Linked DNA regions of Homo sapiens: region 1 is linked to region 2. Evidence: read pairs that join two places in POLR2A ChIA-PET (ENCODE). Cell type or tissue: OCI-LY7. All regions are shown on one strand. Region 1 overlaps LHFPL6 (LHFPL tetraspan subfamily member 6). Region 2 overlaps ELF1 (E74 like ETS transcription factor 1).

Region 1 (4,000 bases), 1.4 Mb after region 2:
TTAGGGCAGGGCCTGCTATTATTTCTGGCAGAACAGGAAAATGCTTACAAAGAGAAATCAGTTTTTATTGATTATCTTTAAACGTGTAATGAAGGAAGGCAACAGGAAGTGAATCTGAGACCCATGAGATTTATGGTTCCTTCCCTAAGCTATGTATAGATTTTTTTTGAATTATATAGAGCTAAATGTTCTACTTTACAGAATACCCAAGGGGACAGACAATTGGGGAAATTATATATATTTTTAAAGAACCATGTTTTTTTCTTTGTGAGTACTTTTCATGAACTCTGGCTTGGTAAGAGTTACTGACATTAAGCTAAGAGTATAGTTTGTTAGTAGCAGCTGGCCGGGTGCGGTGGCTCACGCCTGCAATCCCAGCACTTTGGGAGGCCAAGGCAGGTGGATCACGAGGTCAGGAGATCGAGACCATCCTGGCTAACACGGTGAAACCCGGTCTCCACTAAAAAATACAAAAAAATTAGCCAGGCGTGGTGGTGGGCGCCTGTAGTCCCTGCTACTTCGGAGGCTGAGGCAGGAGAATGGCGTGAACCCAGGAGGTGGAGCTTGCAGTGAGCTGAGATTGGGCCACTACACTCCAGCCTGGGCGACAGAGCAAGACTCTGTCTCAAAATAAATAAATAAAATAAATAAAGATAAATAAAATTTGTTAGTAGCAGCTGATATTCTCTAATTTCTCAAAAATATTTCTCATACTGGCAAAAATAATTCTGGATGTAAAATCTAAGAGGGTTTTACAGAATCTCACCTCTCGAGGGCACAAGTAAACATACCCATTACCAAAGATAACAGTAAATTTAGAATTAAAAAATAACTTGAAATATGGAAAAAGTTTTAAAGAATCTGCTGTTTATCACTGTTACTTAATGGAGACCAGATGACCAAAAAAAAAAAAGTTTCAAAAAGAATTCCCTAGGTAGCTTGTTCATTTCATAATTGTTTGGGTTTTTATTCACAAAAACTTATGCAGTAAGTAATTTTATTTCAATAAATTTTTCCTATGATGAGTTGGGTTTCATAAAGACTCGGCAGAATGCCAAACCAGTGAGTTCTATGAATCTCATAGACTGCCATGCTTCAGAAATGTAATCAACATACAGGGAACTTTGCTATGAGGCAGATTCTCCTGCTAAAAATGATATGCCCAGGAGGGTTATGTTTAGCTAAAGTTAGGCTGCTCCAAAAACAACAGGAAACAGGAGAATGGCAAAATACAGAGGCATCCTGCTTAACCCCGCCTGCTGTGTCTAGAGTTTGTACATATGGTATAACATCAGGCAGTAAAACCCCTGCAGTACTTTGGAACAAGTTAAAGGACAAATTGTCAAACTTAATTCTGAATCTTCTTGCTATGGTTGGTTAGAGGTTAAAATGTCAGCTGTCAACTGATAGAGCAATGTAAAATGGGGCTGCCATACATGGATATTTTCTACCTATAGTAGGAATACCTCAAGGAGTCAGTGACTATCACTTTTCCTGTGGTAATCTGTACAGAAACTTTAATTGCCACCATCTCCATTTCATATTATAAGGTATGTTTATGTCTAACTTTAAAGAACCAGTGTGGGTTGAGTTACCCTCAACTGAGTTTTTAAAAGGCATGTAGAAAGGCTGTGGGGAAATACAATGTAAAATAAAAATGTTAACATGTATATAGTGTGGTAAGGATGCTAGGAGAAAATAGAGGCTTTAATGTTTTTGATTGGTGAATATAAAATTGTGTGCTTTCAAATACCGTTTTAGTCATTAAGGACTTTAACAGAATTTTAAAAAATTAATATCAAACTTTTTGGTGCACGTATTAGTAAGATTTACATGCCCTGCAAATGATACACGTAAGAATGTTGTAAAGACATATTAAGCGTATTTGTTAAGTTCTGTCAGGTGGTGCTTGCAAATGTCAGAATCTGAATGTGTACATTTCATCTTAAGAAACTGCTGGTGCAGTAATGAGGAAGTACCAAAGAGAGTCCCATATTTATATTATTCCATGTTTAGTTTGATCGTTAGTCATATATACATATGAAATGCGTGTGGAATGCTAATCAGCAGTAAACCATTACCTTTCCTGCTTAGACACTGTTCTGTTCTAAGAAGCCGGAGATCATCTCAACTAATAGACAGTTAAGTGCTGCTGAAGACAGTAATGATGTCAGAATGTTTCTTTGAGCATCCCTTGCTCTATGTTATGAAAGCGTCATTGCCTTTTCAGAGTCTCCTTACTGTAGAGTTCCACCTGGGCCTGTCTTTCATGACTTGAGGGAGACTGCTTGGGACTCTTGTTCCCTTGCTTTACTGTAAACCTGACCTGTCATATGATATGCCACGTTATGCTTTTCTTTATATCCAAGCTCTCTGCCAAGTGACAGCTGAGTAATAAGCTAAATAATGAGTGTTGGCATATTAATGGGCATAGTGGCTTTCTGTGACAGTGTCTTAACTGAAAACAGTTGCTCTAATTTAAAGAAATGTAGAGACTTCTTCTTAGGTCACTTGGGGAAGCAGGCAGGGCTCTTTTTTTTTTTTTAAATTATGCCTTATAGATTACTATAATAACTACTCTTGTTTTATTTGGCTCACTCTAACCTATGATAGAAGGTCCAGGTGAGTTGTCTTGAGTTTTTAGCCAGCAGTTTTTAAACTCTAGTATGCATCAGAATCACCTGTGGGACCTTTTAAAACACGGATTGCAGAATTTCTGTCAGTAGATTTGGTGGAGTACCTGATAGTTTGCACGTCTAACATGTTTTCAGGTGATGCTGCTGCTGCTGGTTCAGAGATGACACCTTGAAAACCATGTTCTGAGTTAACCATTTCCTATTTAAGAAGATGAGACTTCTGGTAGATGGCTTACTTTCAGAACTGAGTTAAAGTGTAGTTGTGTCATAATCTGCTATAAACCTCTCTAAAATTGAGCTATAAAGGGGGTCTGCTGCTGTAGTTTGGTATTGATTTAGCACATTCTTGTTCCATTTCTCTTAGTTCTTGTCACAACAAATTGTCTGCAGTTCTCTCTCAGTGCATATTATATATAGATACATACATATATATGTTATAATATATGAATTATATATAACATTTCCTTTTATTTATCATTTTTTATACCAGACACAAGATTTTGGATATGAAGTATTCAAAATAAGACCTTAATACAACTTCTGAAGTTTGCATGCAGTGGATTTTCAGTAAGAAATTGTTAATTGAAAGATAGGAAGACCGTACTATAGATCACAGGGATGGTCCTGGACGTCCCTTGGCCAACTCTGTACAGTCATGTACATCTTGGAAACATAGAATGATTAGGCCAGAAGGGCACACTAGGAGCCAGTCCTTCTGAATTTCTCCTGCAAGGTAGAATGGCACTTAAATCAGCTTTGACTAATGAAAAGATCTCCTGGTCTTCAGCACCTTTGGGGAAGAAGATGAGAAACTCTTGCTCAGTGGTCATACTTTTTAGGGCCACAGACCATGCCTTTCATCACAACCACGAACACTGATAATATAAAGGAGCAAGCTTCAGATGGAGGCCTACATGGTGAAACAGTGGGAGTGGGGCTTTGCCAGCCAGGAAGGAATGAAAGGGAGATGCATGCTGGGCGCGGTGGCTCACACCCATAATCCCAGCACTTTGGGAGGCCAAGGCAGGCCGATCACCTGAGGCCAGGAGCTCGAGACCAGCCTGCCCAACATGACAAAACCCTGGCTCCACTAAAAATACGAAAATTAGTCAGATGTGGTGGCGTGTGCCTGTAGTTCCAGCTAATCTGGAGGCTGAGGCATGAGAATCGCTTGAACCCAGGAGGCTGAGATTGCAGTGAGCCGAGATTGTGCCACTGCAGCCTGGGTGACAGAGCAAGACTCTGTCTCAAAAAAAAGGAAAGAAAGGAAGATACACTACAGGCGGCTGACAGTGAGCACCAGTGAGAGCATGCACTCTAAGCTCAGGATTTATTAAAAGCAAGGATGTTGAGGAATTAATAAA
Region 2 (4,000 bases):
GCATTTTGTAGTTTACCAAGTAAATTCTTACTTGGTACAACTTCAAGATGAAAGATGAAATGGAAAGTTATAGAGGTTGACTTATCTAAGAAAATACAGTTAGTAAATGATGTTCAACTACAACTTGAATGCAGGTGTTCTGATGGTAGATCCTGTATCCCTAATGTTAGGGAAAAGGTTTGTTTTCATTAAATTCCTATTCTACCTGTTTCTCAGTGATTTTAACTTTTAGGGTCACCTTTGCTTATTCTTCCCAGAATATCCCCCACCCCCTTTCCTTTCATGTTCTCTCTCCTTGGAAAAAAACAGATGTGGGCTATTTCTTTAGAAATAAGTAACATGTTACTTCCTTATGAAGTTTTTTCAGGTTCTCACAGGTATTTACCCCTCTCTATTCATTCTGTCATCTTTTGGTTGACTTGTTTATTTACATTGTTTTGTAATTATCTGTTTACATTGTTTCTTTTTAGATGTTGAACCACTTTGGGACAAGGATCATATCTTATTTATCTTTATTTTTGTATACCCAGTAAATGGCATATAGTAGATTTCATAAATACTTGTTGGGGGAATAAATACATGCCTGATATTTATTTTCTTTTTTCTAGAATCATAAACTGGTTAAAGAACTATAATGTGAATCTTTTCTACAGGTTGCCTTTATGGTTTATTTCTAAGAAATAATTTTATTGTAAAAGTTATTTTGTACTTCAGCTCCACCCACCCCCAGTTTGTTTTTGCTGTTTATGGAAATGAGATATCTTAGTGAAATTATTAGTGTTTTCATCCTAGTTAAAAGTGGAGATAACATATTGGTCCATTAAAAAATGTAGCTGAAGAGCTTAATTATTTTAGCTCGCTAAGCATCAAAAATCTCTTACTTTTGGCTTCAATCTGGAAAAAATGTCTAGCCATTCATTGTGGTCCTGATATCTCCACTGAATAAATGGAAATAATAATTCTCTTTATTACTTTTTGCTTCTCCCTGTATTATTTTCTGTTGTCACCAAGTTTTTTGTGCCTCAGTGATTGGAGGGTTATAAATTGCAGTCGTCTTGTCAACAGAGCAATAATTTTCACAAATAGGACTTTAGCTTAGATCTGGCCATTCTAGGAATGTCTTATAAAGTTTATATATTAACAGTTTTTCCAGCCAAAAATTGATAGAAGTTACTATGTCTTTTTAAACAATAAATCTAAATGATCAAAGTCAAATTTAAGGATTTAATTTTTAAGATTGAAGGAAAAATTATGAAGCTATATGAATTTAATTTTTAAGGAGTTTTAGAAGAACCAAATAGTTATTTTGTTTATTAAAACTTAGGTAGACATGTGGAAAATAGTTTATAGGGTTTTTGAGTGTCCTTTTACATGTCAGACCTCCCTTTTTTGTGCTCTTTGTTGGGGGGTGTTGATGTATTTCTGAGTTTGGATCAGAAAAATACATATATGTACGTCACTTTGACAATAGTCAGTGAAGCTTAGCTTACCACCAGTTGGTTCTGGGAAGCAAGTACATGCATCATGTGAAATTCTATAGAATGCTAAAACAAACATATGAAAACACTAATCTTTTACTGTTTAATGAAGAATTTTAGTAAGTAAATATTAAGAAAATAAAAGGTCCTTTGATCTTGACCTAGTTTGACTTTTTAATATACACTTTACTTAATATTCTTTTAAACTGTGTTTATTAATATATAGAAAAATTTATTATATGTCTTTTGTTTTCAAGTAGCTTATAATCTTAAGAGATGGGACATAGTAAATAATTACTGAATTACATGGGAGAATGAACTTTGCCCACTTCTGCTATAGCATACATATTACTATGATTTGCATTTGCCTTAGTTGATAGATTGTAAGCGCCTGTAGGGAAAGTCTTCTTAGCTACTTGTTGCTTTCCTACCCTTCTCCCTTACCCACAAGTGTCTGGCAGATAGGTCCCTAAAGAGTGCTTGTCCAAAAGAATATAGACGACACTGATTTATTTATTTATTTATTTTTTTGAGATGGGACTTGCCTTTTTTTTTTTTTTTTTAAGGTAAGGTCTTGCTCTGTGGAGTGCAAGTGGCTCTAACCTCAGCCTCCGAAGTAGCTGGGACCACCAGCTCATGCCACCATGCCCATCTAATTTTTAATTTGTGTTGAGATGGGTTCTCGCCATGTTGCTCAGGCTGGTCTCGAATTCTTGGCCTCAAATGATCCACCCACTCTGGCCTCCCAAAGTGCTGGGATTACAGGCATGAGCCACTGCACCTCGCCCTGATATGATTTCTGCAGGCCATCTACTATTAAAATATAGGAAAAGACAATATAGGAAGAATTATTTCTTCTTCTCCAGGTATTTCTATTTATAAAGGGGATGTTTTTAAAAATCCCAGTACACAGTGTCACATTTCAGTTGGCTCAAAGTCAAAATTAAATCAAAATGAAGGCGTTGAGGTTACCCCTAAGTAAATCAGCTTTACCTGGAACAGCCTCCTTTTGGATTTATCTGTACCTATTTCCCCCCCAGATTTTCCCTTCCCCTCACCTTATATACTCACAGATCGTCTCTGAAAGGTAAAAAAACTTCTCCCCACAACTCTTAGTCCCCCATTTACTGTAGGAGACGTCACATTCTCTGTGTCCAGTTGTCAGGGGTTGGATTGTAACTAGGAGTTAGATATTGAACGAGAGAGACAGAAGTTTCTTTCATGGGTTTTAAGATAACAGCCTATGTTGCCTGACAATCCCCATTTTTTTTTTTCTTTGAAGCAAGGTCTTGCTGTTTTGCCCTGCTTGGAGTAAGTGGCTGTCTATAGTTGTGATCACAGTGCACGGCAACCTTGAACTGTTGGGCTGGAGTGATCTTCCTGCTTCAGCCCCCTGCTATGGGAGCGTGCCACTGCATCTGGCTTTACATTTTTAAAGCAGAATATTTTGAGGGGAAACAGAATGTTGTGATTAAGATCACTAGATTCTAAGCCCTATGAGGGCACAAATTTTGGTCGGTTTGTTCACTGCTGTATTCCCAGCACTTAGAACAGGGTCTCTCACGTTGTATGTCTGTTCTTATGCCAACCACGCTATTTTGGTTATTATAGCTTTATATTCTATTTTGAAGACTTGTAGTGTGGTGCTTCCAGCTTTGTTATTTGCTATTTGAGATCTTTTGTGGTTCCACAAAATATGGATGTGGTTCTCTTTTTAAAAAAAAGATAGATGGAGTCTTGCTATGTTGCCTGGGTTGGTCTCAAACTCCTGGGCTCAAGTGATCCTCCCATCTTGGCATCTCAAGGTGTTGGGATTACAAGCATGAGCCACCATGCCCAGCCTTCATATAAATAATAATTAAAAAAAAATGTTGGCCAGGCACAGTGGCTCACGCCTGTAATCCCAGCACTTTGGGAGGCCGAGGCAGGTGGATCATGAGATCATGAGTTCAAGACCAGCCTGGCCAACATGGTGAAACCCCATCTCTACTAAAAATACAAAAATTAGACAGGCGTGGTGGTGGGCACCTGTAATCCCAGCTAGTTGGGAGGCTGAGGCAGGAGAATCGCTTGAACCCGGGAGGTGGAGGTTGCAGTGAGCCGAGACTACACCATTGCACTCTGGCCTGGGCGACAGAGTGAGACTCTGTCTCAGAAAAAAAAAAAAAAGTGTTTTTCCTATTTCTGTGAAGAATGTCATTGGTATGTTGATACAGATTGCATTGAATCTGTAGATTTCTTTGCGTTGTATCTAATTATTTATTTTATGATTTATTTTTATCATCTTTCCTAATCTCCTTGAGGACGTGTCAGATTTTTGTATCTATGCAGAGATATCAGTAGTTATTAGAGATGTTTAAGGATTAAATAAAAAGCAGTATACTGTACATGTTTTACTTTGTAAACCATAAAGAACTTATTAGACATTAGGTATTGCTAGTAAATAATAATATAAATAAACCTTATTGTGATATTGTACAATTCCTGGATGTGTCTTTATAGTAAAGTATTTTTTTAAATCT

Evidence for each region. Peaks named below come from ENCODE experiments on the same cell type or tissue, not always from the same donor. Only the 100,000 strongest peaks of a DNase experiment are listed, where the experiment ranks them.
Region 1: POLR2A ChIA-PET joins it to region 2 with 5 read pairs; 1 of 35 experiments calls an interaction of 5 or more read pairs at or near these places.

The regions. Positions count from the first base shown.
Region 1 is chr13:39,595,201-39,599,200 of GRCh38, reverse strand. The region is part of intron 2 of LHFPL6 (LHFPL tetraspan subfamily member 6); the gene reads left to right. Among named protein-coding and RNA genes, the nearest start is that of LHFPL6, 6.0 kb to the left of the region's middle. In OCI-LY7, no CTCF peak of the experiment used is centred here; DNase peaks (open chromatin) are centred at 1,220, 1,950 and 2,220; H3K4me3 peaks cover 2,923 bases; H3K27ac peaks cover 3,536 bases.
Region 2 is chr13:41,000,626-41,004,625 of GRCh38, reverse strand. All of the region lies in intron 1 of ELF1 (E74 like ETS transcription factor 1), which reads left to right. Among named protein-coding and RNA genes, the nearest start is that of ELF1, 17 kb to the left of the region's middle. In OCI-LY7, a CTCF peak has its summit at 958; no DNase peak of the experiment used is centred here; H3K4me3 peaks cover 2,994 bases; H3K27ac peaks cover 4,000 bases.